Regions from separate parts of the Homo sapiens genome. Here region 1 is linked to region 2. A link is a loop called in an ENCODE intact Hi-C map of the cell type or tissue named here. Cell type or tissue: Panc1. All regions are shown on one strand. Links, peaks and the distances in the headings refer to the core of each region. The heading gives the core; the rest is flanking DNA. Region 1 has its middle 25 kb from the start of DUSP8. Region 2 has its middle 11 kb from the start of SYT8.

What was found. A loop is a pair of places that touch in the nucleus more often than their neighbours do. Peaks named below come from ENCODE experiments on the same cell type or tissue, not always from the same donor. Only the 100,000 strongest peaks of a DNase experiment are listed, where the experiment ranks them.
Region 1: a loop joins it to region 2, with 4 times the contacts of the local background. A loop is called at or near these places in 9 of 110 quality-filtered maps.

The regions. Positions count from the first base shown.
Region 1 is chr11:1,543,548-1,551,902 of GRCh38, forward strand. No RefSeq gene overlaps it. Among named protein-coding and RNA genes, the nearest start is that of DUSP8, 25 kb to the right of the region's middle. In Panc1, for the core only: CTCF peaks have their summits at 3,228 (motif pointing right), 3,506 and 6,077 (motif pointing left); a DNase peak (open chromatin) is centred at 5,009; H3K4me3 peaks cover 1,785 bases; H3K27ac peaks cover 221 bases; H3K27me3 peaks cover 197 bases.
Region 2 is chr11:1,820,131-1,828,485 of GRCh38, forward strand. No RefSeq gene overlaps it. Among named protein-coding and RNA genes, the nearest start is that of SYT8, 11 kb to the right of the region's middle. RefSeq lists an enhancer at 3,611-4,112. In Panc1, for the core only: CTCF peaks have their summits at 5,013 (motif pointing right), 5,250, 6,638 (motif pointing right) and 6,840; no DNase peak of the experiment used is centred there; H3K27ac peaks cover 4,229 bases.

The sequences.
Region 1 (8,355 bases), core at 1,301-6,300, 280 kb before region 2:
CAGTTACCGGCCACATGATTCATAGCATATAGGGTGTGCTTTACCTGAGGCTGAGACGGGGCTCATCTCCCCTGGGAATCATTCTTGTAAGGTGCCAGTGATCTGCAAATGCAGATGAGGCCTGAGGCTGGGGCACAGGCCACCTGCCAGCTGGCAAGTGCAGGATGGGCAGAGTCCTTGTCCAGACCTGGGCAGAGAGCGCTCAGGGCAGGCAGCGTCCAGGCTGCCGTGGGTTGCTCCTTGAGGCCCTGACCCCCAGGGTCACCTGCAGGCCATTCCTTGAAGCAAAGAGGTGACTGACCTGGGGAGTTGGGAACCTGCCCTTTGTGTCCCCAATGAGCACCCTTCCTGCCACCCCCACCCGGCCGGGATCCACCACCCTTCCTGGCCGGTGGTGCCAGCCCCTAACAAAACACCCTTTCAGGCAAGGACCTGCAGGTTTGCTCCCCTTGCCCTGGGGACAGAGTCTGACATCCTTGGGAACTGACCGTTCCCTGCCCCCTCCCCAGCTCTAGGAACTACTTCATCCTGTGCACTCGGCAGGGTGCCCGGCCCTAGGTGGGTGTGTGGTCGGTCAGGGGCTCCCGTGGCTGCAGTCATGGGCTCCCCTGCACTGCGGGGCTTCGAATGTGCTGCTACTGTTGGGAAGGAGTTGCTCCTCTCAAAGAACTCCTGCTCATCACACAAGGCCTCTCTCACATGCCCCTTCCTCCAGGCAGCCTTCCTGAGTGGTGGCACCTTTTGTACACACCTGTCACAGAAACCACTGATCTCAGAGTGATGACAGAGGCTTGTTTCCCAGGCACGGGGGCTCCGAGGGGCCATCCCCAGCACCAGAAGGGTTCCACACATGTTAATGGAAAAAATCCACAAAAAGCAGGAACGGGAAAGTAAGTTACTGACATTCCACCCCTCCCCAATTCCCATTTTGCAGACAAGACCCTGAGGCCCCAGAGGGCCCAGTGGGTGCGGCACAGTATGGAACTGGCCCCCACAGAGCTAGCCTGTGCACAGGTTCCCCGTCTCCCTATGGGAAGGAGGAGGCACCAGGCCTGCTCCAGCTCCCTCTCCTGGATTGGGACACTGAGGCCCATTACACAGGTGGGGTACTGGCAGGACAGCTCTGCCCTCCAGGGTCCAGTGGGAGCTGCTGCTGCTCCCACAAGCCACGCAGTGCCTGGAGCCAGACTGGGAGAAGCTGTCCTGGTGGGAGCCTGTGCCCTGGGACACAGAGTGCATGGTGCACATGGCCAAAGCGTGGCCTGGAGGCGTGGAGGGTCAGGAAGCAGTGAAGGAGCAGGGCCTCGGCCTCGTGGGGATGCACCCACACAGTAACTACAGATGGAGGCCAGGAGGCTCAGCCTTCCTCCTGGCTCTGCCTCTAGCCAGCTGGGGTTCACTATTGTCCCCTCCATCCACTGGGTAGGGACCCCTAGATTTCAGGTCCCCAAATGTACATGTCTCATCAACAGATGCAGCAGACTCCGTAGGGAAACTTTGGAAATACAGATTCCTGAGCCCTGCCCCCACAGAGGCTGGCTATGTAGGTCCCTGGGCCCTGCATTTAAAGATCCCCCCAGGCATTGCTGGAGGGCAGGAGGGTGGGAGTCCCCGGACCAGATGGACCCTGACAGCCTGACAGCTTTTACTTATCAAACCCATGCGGGCCCCACCTCCTGGGATGCTGGCTCTGCAAACTCACCTCTGCGGAGCCCGTTCCTAGGACTGGTTGCCAGCAGTGTGGTGAGGGCAGTCTGAAGGGTTCCCGGTGGTGGTCATAGAGCCTGCACACGCCTCCTTCTCCCACCGATACCTGTTATGGGTGGGATTGTGCATCCCACATTCATATGTCGATGTCCTGACCCCAGTACCTCAGAATGTGACCTCATTATTTGGAACTAGGGTCACTGCAGAAGAACCTAGTTAAGATGAGGCCACACTGGAGTAGGGTGGGTGGACGGCCTTGTGAAAGGCTGCAGCGAGGGGCTGAGGCAGATGCTCCCTCCTGGCCCTCCACGGAGCCCACCTGCCTACACCTGGATCTTGGACTCATGGCCTCCAGACCTTGTAGAGACATTTCTTTTCTTTTTCTCTCCCTTCCTTCCTTTCTTTCCTCCCTCCTTCCTTCCTTCCTTCCTTCCTTCCTTCCTTCCTTCCTTCCTTCCTTTCTTTCCTTCTTTCTTCTTTTTTTGTTTTGTTTTGAGACAGAATTTTGCTCTGTCACCCAGGCTGGAGTGCAGTGACGCCATCTCAGCTCACTGCAACCTCCACCTCCCGAGTTCAAGGGATTCTCCGGCCTTAGCCTCTTGAGTAGCTGGGATTACAGGTGCCTGCCACTACACCCGGCTTATTTTTGTAGTTTTAGTAGAGACTGGGGTTTCACCATGTTGGCCAGGCTGGTGTCTTACTCCTGACCTCAGATGATCCGCCTGCCTCAGCCTCCCGAAGTGCTGGGATTCTAGGCATGAGCCACCGCGCAGGGCTGGAGAGACGTTTCTGTTGAAGCCGCCTGGTTTGCGGTGCTTGGCTCCAGCAGCCTCAGGCCACACACAATATCCCAGGGCGGCACCCTCAATGCCAGGCCCTGCTGGGAAGTCAAGGGCCGAGGTGAACATGCCCTCTGCACGGTAGGGGATTCAGAGTGCCGCCCTGCACCTGGGCTGGGGGAGGAGCGCAGAGCACACCGGCAGACCAGGGAGGGGCCCTTCCAGGAATGCGCTTTGTAGACAGCTGGGTAGGGCTGGGGCGGACTAAGGGGCCTGCGGGGTCTGGCGGAACCATCCAGGTGAGGGCGTGGTGGCGGGAGAGCCAAGAACAGCAGCTAGGTGTACTGCTTACCTGAGAAGGGGGGGTGGCCGCGAAGGGGGTTGGAGGCGTTGGGATGGGGGCCTAGTCAGACGCAGGTGGCCGCTGCCATTTGGCATTGCCCGGTCTGGAGGACAGGGAGAAAACCTGGCTGGAGACACAGCTGGTCACTGACTGCCTGAGTCCCTGGGGCCGCGGTGTGGGCGACCTTCCTGCGGGACCCGCAAGCCCAGAGCAGGTGCAGGTTGTGGGTACAGCTGAGGCAGCCGAAGGACCAAGGGGAGGGCCTTAGAAGGAGGGTGGGCTGGGGGCGCGGGGTGGAGACAGGGCTGTGCCTTCCTCCCAGCAGGTGGGTTCCCGACGGGTGGGCGTGCGTGCAGGGCCCCCGGCCCGAGAACCGGCCCCAGCCTCGGCGGGCGCGGGCAGCAGATGGCGCTGCCGGGCTGCGCTCCGCCTCGGGTTCGGGGAGCGCCGGGTGGGGGTGGCGGGCGAGCCCAAGTCGAAGCCCGAGGCGGGAGAAGAGCTCATACTACGTTCCCCGGGCCGGACAGGCGGGCTCCGGAGGGGCGCTCGCCCCGCCCATGCGGGACAGGTGTTTGCCCACCTAGGCCCCGGACCCGGAGCCGCGCTGCCCACGTGCTCGGAGCGGAGCAGCTGCTCCCCGCGCCCGCCCTCCACGCCAGCAGTGCCTGGGGACCCGGACCCGCGAGGGGCGCGCAGGACGCGGGAGCCGAGGAGCAGCGGCGCTTTGCGGATGGAGAGCGCCGCGGAGGGCAGTCTGGGAGTGGGCGCGGCCCCGCCGGGCGTGAGGTCATCGCGAGCAGCTGGCGCACCCCCCGCGCCTGCCTCCCGGTCCTCGGAGCCCCCGGCTGCGCCCCGCGGCGCGCGCAGGTTGGGCAGGTTCTGGGCTCTGGGCGGCGGGGCGTGGAGGAGCCCTGGGGCGGGATTGTGACTGGGCGCTTCCTGCGGGGTTGGCGGCCCGGACGCCGGTGCCACCCGAGCCACCCAGCGATGCTCTGGGCCCCCTACGTCGGGGCTGACCTCACCGCCCATCCTGGCGGACCCCGCCCGCTCTAATGGGACCGCGCCCACCCTACACTGGCCTGCAGCCGCCGTCCTCCCGGCTGCGGGTTCCTTGCCCTCAGGGAGGGCGGGGCCGCCACCAGCTGCCCGGAGAGGTGGGGGGACCCAAACCTCCCCTCGCCCACACCAACCCCGTCCTACTGCCCTCAATCCTGCCCCTCCTGGAGTTTCTTGTTACGGTCCACACAGGCGAAGGGCCCCATCGGCCGCGCCTTGCCAGCCCTAATGCCCTCCGAGAGGCGGAGGCCCCACAGTAGGAACCCGGACTGAAGTCACTCCCTGGCGCTGCTAGGGGCTCAGGGTGGAGGGCTCAAGGGTGTCCGGGAAGGGCCTTCGCCCTTCAGCCTCAAAGCCCCCCCAGTCCTCTGGTTTTCTGTTCCTCTTTTGGGCCCCCAGCTTGTGAGCGCCCGCTGGGTAGGTGGGCAAGAGGTGACCGAGCAGAACCAGGCACCGGGACCGTCCGGTTTGGGTCTGGCTTCCACACTGGCTGCAGTGCGCCCTGCCCCAGGCCGGCAAAGTCTCTGAGCCCCATTCCTGCCGCTGGCCGAAGGATTGGGTTGGGCGAGGAAGATATGGAAACTGCCCCACAAGCCCCCCTCCCACCCCCAGGACGCCGCCCCCACCGGCTAGGCTCTGGGCAGGCCTAGTGTCCACTGATCTCGCCAATCGGCCCTGTGTTCCAGGGCTGTCGGGGGTCTCCTGGGCCAGGGGCTTGACGGAGGGAGTGGGGTGGGGAGGGTGGAGAGGCACCGGAATCTCTTTCTGCTTGGGAGTGGGGGCGGGCGGATATCAGGAGGGGCCACTGCCCCGCAGATGACCCAGAGCCGAAGACCGCGGGCTGTGGCCAGCGCAGGCTCCACGCGCCCCGACCCTCGCGGCAGGGAGGCCCCGCCCACTGTTGGGCAGGTTCTTGACTTCACCCTGCTTCCCCAAACGTTTCCGGGTGCAAACGCCCCTCTGGGCTGGGGTGGGATGAGGGAGGGGAGCCCTAGAATGGAGTTTTGTTTTCCTCCTCTGGCATCAGGTGCTCAAGCCCAAGCTCCTCCCTCCACCCGCCTCTGGCCCTTCCCTGGCTTCTATTTCCAGCTCTCCTTGGCTATTTATAGCTGCGACCGGCCGGCAATTGCGTCAGTCAGGGGCAGGCTTCGGCCGGCGATGCCAACGGTGCCACCAGTCCCCCTACATTCCCCTACCCTTCCTGGGTAGTCACCTGCCCTGCGCTGTCCTGGTCGGAGGCCCCAGGTGTGTGGGGGGCGGGAGTGCGTTCTGCAGGTGCGCTCAGCCATGAGGGCGCATGTGCTGGGGCAGAGTGGGAGGGCACTGGACTTGGTGGGGGGGGGGGGCAGCAGAATTCCTGGCGGGGAAGGGGTAAGCGGCGTCTTCCCCTTTCCTTCCCAGAGCTTCCTCCTGGGAGCTGCCTGGGGACAGGCCACTGTTCCTTGGTTTCATGGGTGGTGTCTGCAAAGACTGGGAGAGATGCCCCTGGACCTAGCACCCGTCCCCCTCCCCCCGCCCACCTTCCAGAATGAAGGCCCTTCACTGAGTTCCTCTCCTCTCACCCCACTACTGAGGCCTCCCTCTCCCCAGCATTCTCACTCAACTCCAGTTCAGCTCCCATACCCCTTCCCTCCCTGAGGCCACCCCCAACCCAGCCCCTCTGGAGGGGGACATTGAAGGGTTCTGAAGCAAGACAAGTCTACCTGCTCAGTTTGGAAGGACTGAAGGGCATCCACCCAGGCACTTGCCTAGTGTTTGGCAAAGGCCTGCCCTGGCATCGCCCTGCTTGGGGGTGGGAGGCACACGCATGTTCCCCTCGCCCCACCAGGATCCCCTCTGAGCTCTGGTCCCCACAGTCAGGGACCACTCGCTTCACAAACAAGCCATCATCACGCCTTCAGGGCCTAGTGTCTTCCACAGAGGCTCCTACCCCAGGAGACCCATTCCCAGGGGCAGGAGTGGGGCCTGGGACTGTGGGCTGCCTTACAGGTCTAGACCCTCACCCCTGGGCCAGAAGGCTGTGCTTTCTCTGGAGGGACTGTGCCGCCGAGCCCCAGCTGCCTGCAGGGATAATTGAGTTTCCCCACGTGCTCCCACCATGGACACAAGGCATTTGTTGTGAAGCTCTGCTGAGAATCAGCCCCTCCTCTCCCACCCTCTGTCCAGGGCCCGCCCTGCCCTGTGCCCTGCGCCCTTCCGGGGAGGTTGGGGCACCCTCTGCTGGTGTCCATTGTATAGGCCCCTCAAAGACTCCATGGCTTCCCCTTAACAGCAAGTCCTCCCTTCATCTTGCCCACAAAGAACCACTCTTCTTAGACACTCCCCCAACCCACCTGCCATTCAGAGCCCCATCGAGATGCACCCTCTTCCCGTCGGGCCTTGCCTTGGCCAGAGGCCTTCAGCTTCTGCCTGGCTCCCCGCAGGGCGCTCCTACCTCTGCCTTTTCTCCCATGCTGTGGACCTTTGCAATGTCCTCCTGCCCCACCTGCCCCCAGCCCCTCCAAACACAACCTGGCCTTCAGAGGCCAAAACTCTCCTCCTGAAAGGCTTCCTGAGAACTGGCCCTCTGCCCTTTCTCCTGCTCAGTCTCTTCAGTTCTGAGCTCCGGAAGGGCCTTGGTAAGTCCATCCACAGGAGTACAGTGGCAGCTGGCAGGGGTGCCACTGAGACCAGCCTCCAGCTTACTTCCAGGGATGGCTCGGCAGGCAGAGGAATGGTGCCTGAGAGACCAGGAACCAAGCCCAGCCCCAACTTGGCCCCTGACCCTCTAAGGGACATTGACCAAGCCTGTTCCTCTCCCTGGGCCTTGGAGAGGGTCTCTCCTGTGATGTCCCACTCCAAGACAGTTAGTATGTGGCTTATTCATTGGACATTCACTGGGTACCTTCTGTATGCAAAGACCAGGTACCCATCTGCAGTCCAATGGAGAATGGAGGTAAGCACAAGCTGGCTTTAATGTAAGACTAACAGAAGTGCAACTAACGCAATGTAACATTATTACCCACCCACCTTCGCTCCCTCCCTCCCTCTCATTTACCCATTCTTCCACCTCCTATCCACCCCATCACTTCTCCACCCGTCCATCCATCTGTCCACCTTCCTTTCCTTCTACTCCCTAGCCACACATCTACTTGCCTATTTATGAATACCCATTTATGTATTCATCCATCCATCCATCCTATTCATTCCTCCACCCATTCATCCATGTACCCACCCACCCCACTCATCCCTCTACCCATTCATCCATCTGCCCATCCATCCATCCACCCACCCACCCCACTCATCCCTCTACCCATTCATCCATTTGCTCATCCATCCATCCATCCACCCACCCATCCACCCCACTCATCCCTCTACCCATTCATCCATCTGCCCACGTATCCATCCATCCACCCACCCACCCCACTCATCCCTCTACCCATTCATCCATCTGCCCATCCATCCATCCATCCATCCACCCACCCCACTCATCCCTCTACCCATTCATCCATCTGCCCATCCATCCATCCACCCACCCACCCCACTCATCCCTCTACCCATTCATCCATTTGCTCATCCATCCATCCATCCACCCACCCATCCACCCCACTCATCCCTCTACCCATTCATCCATCTGCCCATCCATCCATCCATCCACCCACCCACCCCACTCATCCCTCTACCCATTCATCCATCTGCCCATCCATCCATCCATCCATCCACCCACCCATCCACCCCACTCATCCATCTACCCATTCATCCATCTGCCCATCCATCCATCCATCCACCCACCCATCCACCCCACTCATCCCTCTACCCATTCATCCATCTGCCCATCCATCCATCCATCCATCCACCCACCCCATTCATCCCTCTACCCATTCATCCATCTGCCCATCCATCCATCCACCCACCCGCCCACCCCACTCATCCCTCTACCCATTCATTCATCTGCCCATCCATCCATCCATCCACCCACCCACCCCACTCATCCCTCTACCCATTCGTCCATCTGCCCATCCATCCATCCATCCACCCACCCATCCACCCCACTCATCCCTCTACCCATTCATCATCTGCCTATCCATCCATCCAACCACCCACCCCACTCATCCCTCTACCCATTCATCCATTTGCTCATCCATCCATCCACCCACCCACCCCACTCATCCCTCTACCCATTCATCCATCTGCCCATCCATCCATCCACCCACCCACCCCACTCATCCCTCTACCCATTCATCCATCTGCCCATCCATCCATCCATCCACCCACCCATCCACCCCACTCATCCCTCTACCCATTCATCCATCTGCCCATCCATCCATCCATCCACCCACCCCATTCATCCCTCTACCCATTCATCCATCTGCCCATCCATCCATCCGTCCACCCACCTGCCCACCCCACTCATCCCTCTACCCATTCATTCATCTGCCCATCCATCCATCCATCCACCCACCCACCCCACTCATCCCTCTACCCATTCAT
Region 2 (8,355 bases), core at 1,988-6,987:
TGCCTCCCGCCATGCACAAAGGAAGTGCCATCTCCCTCCATGAAGCGGCCTTGCCAAAAGGCTTGACCTTACACTGATCAGGCCTCAGCACTATAGAGTAAGGAAAGACACCTGAAACGCTGTGTTGCGACTTGTGAAACCCAGAATGTTGGGAACTCCTTAGGATGAGCGCCCTTGCTTCTTCAACAAATAAGTGGCAAGAATGAAAAGACAGAGGCACTAATTGATCAAAGGGGGCTCCAGAGGCGCAGGAGCAAGATGGCACATGAGTTCCATGTGGGGTGACTTGAAGACACCATCCGTAAGATCCATTGATGAGACAATGGGGGAAATTTGAGCCCTGTCCAGGTTTGATCATATTTAAGAATTACTGGTATTTGTTTAGCTGTGAAAATGGATTTTTGAAAAAGCGTTCTTATCTTTTGGGAACATGAGAAGAGAGACAGAGGCCCACTGCGGCTTGCTATAATAAAAGGAATCTAGAGAGGGTGTTGCAGGGTGGGAGGCACTGGCTGGCTGTTTGGCGGTACTCATGGAATCTAAGGAAGCCTTGGAATGTTTCTGTGTGTGTGTAAAATTCTCCCAATAGAGGGTTTGGGAATAATCTGCCTTCAGACTACAAGGCAAGCTTCAAACGGAAAGGCCCAGGGGCCAGGGGAGCCCCTCAGAGCTGTGGGTACCTGGCTTTCTCTCCACCAAGCACTCCAGGTAAACATGGGTTGTGACTTGTTACGGAGAAATTGCCCCTGGGCATTTGTGAGTCAGGGATGCTGTGTGCCAGAGTGTGGCCAGCAGCAGCTTTTAGGACTCCTTCCCTCCATGTGGCCCTGGGGGCCACTGTTCAAGTTCCCAAGGGACAACCCAGCTTCCCTCCACCTTGGCCTTGGCAGCTGAACGCCTAATTCCTGAGAAGCCTAAAATCACCCAGGGACCGCCCAGTGGGTCTTAAAAGTTTGCTCCTGCACCATCCTACTCACTCAGCACAGCTACAAGCTGCAACAGATATTCGGTACATAGGAGCTTGAGAACAACGGGGCCACACCTACAATGCGGCAGCTTACGAATCGCGCCAGACCCAGCAAGCCAGGATGACAGCCACTGACTATTACCATGAGAATCTTGGGGCCTGCGTGTCCAGCACCACCTCCATGACTGCATAAAGTCATACATGGGAGGGAGGGAGGAGAAGAAGGAGGGAGAGAAGGCAAAATGGAGTAGGTGGATGGATGGATGGATGGATGGATGCTTGGGTTGATGAATGGTTGGGTGGATGGATTGGTGAATGGATGAGTGGGTGAGTGAGCGGGTAGATGAATGAGTAGATGAATGTGTGGATGGATGGATGGATGGATGGATGGATGGATGGATGGATGGATGAATGGATAAATGGATGTTTGGGTGGATAAATGGGTGGGTGGATGAGTGGACAGATGAGTAGGTGGATGGATGGATGGATGGATGGGTGGATGGATGGATGGATGGATGGATGGATGGATAGATGGATGGATAGATAGGTAGATGGAAGGATGGTTGAGTGGATAAATGGATGGGTGAATGAGTGGGTAGATGAATGGATGGGTGGATGGATGAATGAGTGGGTAGATGAGTGGATGGATAAATGGTTGGATGGATGGATGGATGGATGGACTGATGATTGGATGGATGGATGGATGGACTGATGATTGGATGGATGGATGGATGGATGCATGGATGGATGGATGGATGGATGGAAGGATGCATAGATGGATGGATGGATGGTTGGGTGGATAGATGTGGATGGATGAGTGGGTGGATGAGTGGATAGAGGAATGGATGGATGGTTGAGTGGATAGATGGATGAATGGATGGATGGATGAATGGTTGAGTGAATGGATGGATGGATGAATGGTTGTGTGAATGGATAGATGGTTGTGTAGATAGGTGGGTGGATTAGCGGGTAAATGAGTGAGTGGCTAGCTAGCTAGCTACCAATCTATCTACCTATCCACCTGGCTATCCATGTAGCTAGATAGATAGATGCAGAGAGAGGATAGATAGGGGCACACAGAGGATGAAGGAAATGACAGATATGAGCATACCTGCAAACACAGAGCCCCATGGACAGGCAGATGAACACACACTAGCAGGAATAGCCTCTGACATCCCAGCCACCTTACAGCTCTCCGCGCTTCCTACGTGGTAACTTATGGCAGCCCTTGGATGTGTGTACTGCAGAGGGGGCATGTGAGGTTCAGGAGGGCCCTCCTTCTTGCTCAGCATCCTGCAGCTAGTAGGCAGAGGGACCCACACCAAGCGTCTCTGGGTGCCATGCTAGGACCCACAGAAATGCAGGCTTACCCAGGCCCCTGGAGATCAGATGGGCCCACAGAGAGGACAGAAGCTGGGGCCTGTGGATGACCCAGAAGTTCAGACACACCCACAAGTACCAGAAGTACACCAGGGGCCCACAGAAACTCAAGAGCCAAGGAGGATTCTTGGAACCACAGAGGGGAACACACACAGGCAGACACACAAACCCAGACAGCTCTTTTACCAGGATGACTGGATGGGTTAAAGGAACTTTCCTCAGCCCCACACCCCACACCCCACACCTCACGCCAGCCAGATATGCCCACAGTTAGGTCAGGGAGGGGTGGCCGAGAGTAACCAGGGGAGGGTTGGCTTTGGGCCACCAACAATCAGCCAACCCAGCCAGAAGCAGCTGTCACCATGAGGTGACTCTAGGGCCTGAAGAAGCCACTGAGGCCAGCAGTAGAGAGGTTCCACTGCCACCACCCCCAGGCCAACCCTCCTCTCTACCCTAGGGCCTGCCCTGAGCCCTCCAGAGTTCTCTATATTTGGAGATGCTGCCTTTCCGGCCGGCAGCCTTAGCAAGAACCAGCCCTTTGCTGGCCTACTTTGAGCTAATCCCCCAACCCTGCCCTGTGGGCACTGGGCAAACAAGCAGCCAAGTGGGCTGGAAGTGCAGCTGGGAGCCAGTCAGGGTCTCCAGGCAAGGAGAGAGAGGAGCTTGGGAAGTTCCAGGTCCCCAGGTCACCGCAGGGCAGCTTCTAGGTCAACATAGCCTGGCTGGATTCTGGCGAGCTGGTCCTGCGCCCTTGCTGTGTGCCTGCATTGCTTCTGCCTAGAACACTGGCCCTCTGATCTCCAGTCCTAGGACAACTCCCAGGTCACTGAAGGCCCACTGGGCTCTTTTCCCCTGGTAAACACTGTGGGCCTAGGCTCTTGCCTAGCGCTGGGCAGGCCTCTCCGGACCCCCACATGGGCAGTCTGTGCACCCCTATTCCCCGAAGCATGGGCCTAGGCCTGGTGTTCCCGTGCCATCCCTGGGAAGACGAGCCACCCTGTGGGTGGGTCTGCTCTGACCCGGGGAGGACCTTTCCCGAAGGTCAGAGTCCCTTACCTACCAGCCCCTGACCATGTCCAGTTCTGGAGAGGGTGAGCATGGACAGGGAGGCCCAAGGGGCTGCTGGTGGCCAGGCCTGGGAGGGCAGGCTGGAGTGAGGGGCAGCATACCCAGGGGGCAGGTGGGCTACAGGCCTCTGGAGGCCCCCATATTCCCCCGCCCAGCACCAGGCTCTTGCATGTCTTCACCTCTGTTCAGAATCTGGCCCTAAAAAGGTGGCAGAGGCTGGAGGCTGAGAGCCACCCCAGACTTAATGGAGGTGAACAGGAAGCCCCCGCGATCCAGCGTGGCTGGAACATGCTGTGGCTGTCAGAGGCGGGAAAGGCAGGACAGCCGTACCCGCTGGCTGGGGCTGGGTGGAGGGTGCCCAGAGGAGGGTGGGCCCAGCCTCCTCTCCATCCTGCTGGATGAGGCCAGATTTGGTTGGCTGGCCACTGTGCTGGCCACTGGTGGACCCCATGTGCCCCACTGGGAGCCAAAGGAAGTGGCCAGTGGTGAGGAGCAGAGGTAGAGGCGGTGAGACCTGCAGGCGCTGGGCAGCCCTGGCACCCACCCATGCCCTCACCTGCCAGCGTGTGCTCACAGAGCTGGGTGGCACCTGACGTCTCTCTGTGTGCGCCTTGGCCAGGAGGGCAGTGCAGGGTGCAGGGAGCCAGTGGCCTCCGGGGAACTAAGACCTGGCCCTTCCAAAGCAGGTTTGTGCAGAGTCTAGACAAGCTGCAGAATGTTTCCACCAAGAAGGCAGCTGCAAGAATCGGGGCGACAGTGGAGATCCCAGAGTCACCTGCGGGGCTGACGTGGAGAGAGCGAGTACGTGTGTGCGTGGGTGAGTGTGCACGTGCATTGTGTGCACAGGTGCGTAGCAGTGTGCCCGTGCCTGGCGTGTGCGTGTGTGTGAGGCTGTGTGGGTCAAGCGCCCACACTCACAGGTGAGGGCTGGGGCTGACACTGCCAGAAAGGGTCTCCTGTCCTCTTCCGCCTGCAAGCTGATGCCTAGTGTTAGGCAGGCCCCTCTGGACCCCGACATGGGCAGTCTGTGCACCCCTGTTCCGCGAAGTGTGGGCCTAGGCCTGGTGTTCCCATGTCACCCCAGGGAAGATGAGTCCTGCTGGGTTGCCAACTTCCACAGACCCCGACATGCTGGGTGGCCTTCCGGCTTCGCTGGGTCTTTTTCTCCTTCTCTCCCAGCCACTCAGATGACTTCAGTGGTGGCTTCTCATGCCTCAATGTCAAGGACTTAAGGTGACCCTCTGGGTTGGGGGCGAGGGGAACATCTGAGATCAGGAAGCTAAAACCCCTTCCAGGATGATCTGGATCTCCTGGGGTCACGAACTGCCCTGCTCTGAGCTCCTTTGGGGACGGAGGGTCCCAGGGCAGAGAGCTGTTCCAAAGAGACCCCAGTTCAGAGGCTTCTGTGCAGACCAGGCTCCCAGGACAGAGACTTTTATCTAGAAAAAGGGCCCCTGTGGAGAGGGACCCCAGGAGGAAGGCTCTGAACAGTCAGGGGTCCCAGGACGGCGCCCCTGGGAGCAGGAGGGTCCAGGCCTGCACTGGAGAGGCCTGCGAGAGGCCTGTGTACGGAAGGGGGCGCCCGAACGCCTGCCAGGCCGGCAGGCTGGGCTGGGAGGCAGCAGGCGGAGTCTGGCCCGTAGGGCAGGGAGGGAGCAGGGGTCGGGCGGGAGCCGGAGGTCAGGCCACCTCCAGGAGCGGCCAGCAGACAGCAGGGGGAGCTTGGAGCCCAAATGATCCAGCTCTGCCAGCAACCTCTGCCCCGTGCAGCCCAGGCTTTCCTGCTGGGACCCCCATGGCAGAGGTGCCTTGTTTGGGGCCAGTCGGTCATCCCCGGCCAGCAGCCACCCTTGGGGATGCCCATGGGGGAGGCTGAGAAAGGCCCTGAGGGCACCTTGGGTTGGATCCTGAGCCACCCTGGAGCCAACTCAGGGGAGCTGGGACTCAACCCCTAGCCCACCGGCCAGGCAGGTGGGGGGCCCCAGTCAGGGCTTGGGCAACGAGGAGCCCCGACCCGCATCACAGATGCACCAAGCCTGCTCGAGGGCAGTGGGAGAAGTGCGGCCCTCAGGATGCCACGTGCTCCAGGCCCGAAACCCTCTGGCTGGAGGGGCCCTCTGGAACTGCAGGGAGGACTCTGTAGCCAGGGTGGGGCTGGGGGCCGTGGGTGACCCTGGCTCCTTCCTTATTCTCTGAGCCCAGCAGCCACTTACTTGGACTCCTGTGTCACACAACCCTTGCCCCAGGTCTGCCCGCAGTGACACCCGCACACAGTGGGGCCTGCACGCAGTGATGTCTGCACACAGTGATGCCTGCACACAGTGGGGCCTGCCCGCAGTGATGTCTGCACACAGTGATGCCTGCATGCAGTGACACCTACACGCAGTGGGCCTGCCCGCAGTGATGCCTGTACGCAGTGGGGCCTGCACGCAGTGGGCCTGCCCACAGTGACGTCTGCACGCAGTGACGTCTGCCCACAGTGGGGCCTGCACGCAGTGACGCCTACATGCAGTGATGCCTGTACGCAGTGACGTCTGCCCACAGTGGGGCCTGCACGCAGGGCGTTTGCTCACGGCAGGTGCGTGCATGGTGGAGGCGGTGCCGCGGGGCTTTGGTCCAGCCTGGTCAAGGTGTGGAAAAGCCCCCGTCGCACCTGCAAGTCCCCCACCTGCTTGAAGGGAGCTCCTGGCTCATCCTACCAGGAACCCCGGGGGGCTCCGAAAGCCAAACCTCTGGTCTGCCCCTGAGCTGGGGGTGCCTGGAGAGTGTGGGGCCAGCAGCCGTGGGAACGAGGCTGGAATCCCGAGCAAGTAGAAAGGGGGCGGGGCAGGGAGGATGCAGCACCAGGACAGGTGGGGGCCCCGGGGCTCTCCAACCTGGGGGTCAACTGCGACTTCCGGGTCCTAAGTGTGGGGACCCCACAGGGTGGGACCCACTGCCCTCCTATCCAGGGATACAAACCACCCTGCCCACCACAGAGCCTGAATTAGGCCTCCTCTTCTTCCCCAGAAAACCTGAACAGCCCCCCATCCACCTCCCAGAGAGCCCAGACGGCCCCTGCGTATCCCATAGCCTGCCCGCTCATCTCTCCCACGGGGGCCCTGGTGGGTAGGACCCAGCTCGCACTCACACAGGGCTTGGAAAGCTGGGGCAGCTCCAGGGTGACCCCAGGAATCCCCAGGACAGGAGACATTGCATGCACACCACGTCATTTTCTGACCTCCAGGGAGCGCACTGCCAGGAAACTTGGGAGGCTGAGCGAAGGGCCTTCCCGCAAAGAGTCAGAGTGGGTGGGGGCGCGGGTTTCAATGGGCTCCAATGGGCTCCCTCCCTGGGCCACAGCCTCACAGCACCCAGCGTCCCAGCCAGGTTTGGAGCAGGGGCAGGGGTCTGCAGCCCCCAGAGGTGTCACACCCCTACTGCCTGCCTCTGTCCCCCACTTCTCTGGCCTTGGGACCCTGTCCCAAGGCGATGCTGACACATCTGACAGCCAGGCCGCCATGTGTCCCAGCCCGGGCAGCCAGTGGGTGGGTGGCCAAGGCAGCCTGGGCAGGAAATGGCAACGCGGTGGAGGGCCCTGGAACATTCCTCCAGCCTGCACACTCGCTGGTCCCTCTGGCAGCTGGTCCAGGACATGCCTCTGTCGGGGACTGGGCTCCCACACCCCGACACCCCCTGCTCTCCAGGCCCCTGTGTGTACAGGGAAGGCTTTGAGCACACGGCTCCAAACTGTGGGTCCCCATTCTCCCCTCGTGCCCCACCTAGGTCAGTCCCTGCGTCTGCCCCCACTCGGTGCTGCTAGTGCCAGCAGTATGAGGGTTTGCATTGGCTTTTGGCCAAACCCTGGAATGTGCCTGCTGGCTGCACGGCAGCTGTTCTTGGAACAGGGCGACAATGCACAGACTGTCTCTGAGACGTGGGCGGATGGGGTGCAGACTGCCCGGAGCTGCGCATGAACCCAGGCCCCGAGACAAGGGTGAATGGGCTCACACAGGCCGAGACACCGGTGAATGGTGTCCAAAGATGCAGCAGGACCTGGAACCGGCACTGGGGGCCCTCAGCCTGGGACTCGGCCTGTGTGAGGTGCGGGGCACAGGTGGCTGACGGCACACACTGCTAAGAACCCCTGATGAATGGGGAGCAGAGCACCCCAATACTCAGACTCACGGGGACACGTGGTCCAGATGCTCAGGAGGGGTGTATGAGCGACGGCACCCTGATTCCAGATGGGCATCTACAGTCACAGGCAAAGGGCATGTCGCTGGCTGTGCAGGGTCGTGGGGGGACAAGGCACCCAATTTTAGGGTCAGTGGGGTTCATGTCTCTCAGATGCTTCTGGGATTGTGAGGACTTCAGGCCTCTGAGGAAGGGGCACAAACCCCTGGAGGCTTAGGTGATGAAGCTGAGAATTCGTGAATAGGGCACAGGGGTGTCTGGACAGGGATGAATGTAGCTCCCACGGCCGAGACAGCCGCTGATGAAAGGGCAGCAGGCGTCCAAAGAAACAGGGGAACTTGGAACTGGCACTGGGGCCCTCGACCTGGGATATGCATCTGCGTTCGAGGCAGGCAGTGGGGGTTAGGCTGCTGAAGACCCTGACGGACAGGGTACAAGGCATCAAAGCCCTCAAGCAGCTAGAGAAGAGGGGGGCTCGAGGGCTTGGAATGTGGGTGCACAGCTCCCGACGCTGCAGGGGGCGAGGTAAGCCGTCGCACAGAGGGTTGGGGTGGAGCGTCCCGAGACCCGAAAACCCAGGGCAGAGTGCCCGTCAGGGTGATGGTTGAAGTCCTCACTACTCAGATGGTCGGAGGAGGGGGTAGGACACCCAGTCAGCTGCCGGACACTCAGGTAAGGAGGTACTGGAGCCAAACTGTCTGAGTGACTGGGTCTGCAGGACCTGAACCTTCACAATAAGAGGGCCCCCTGCAGTGGGACCAGAA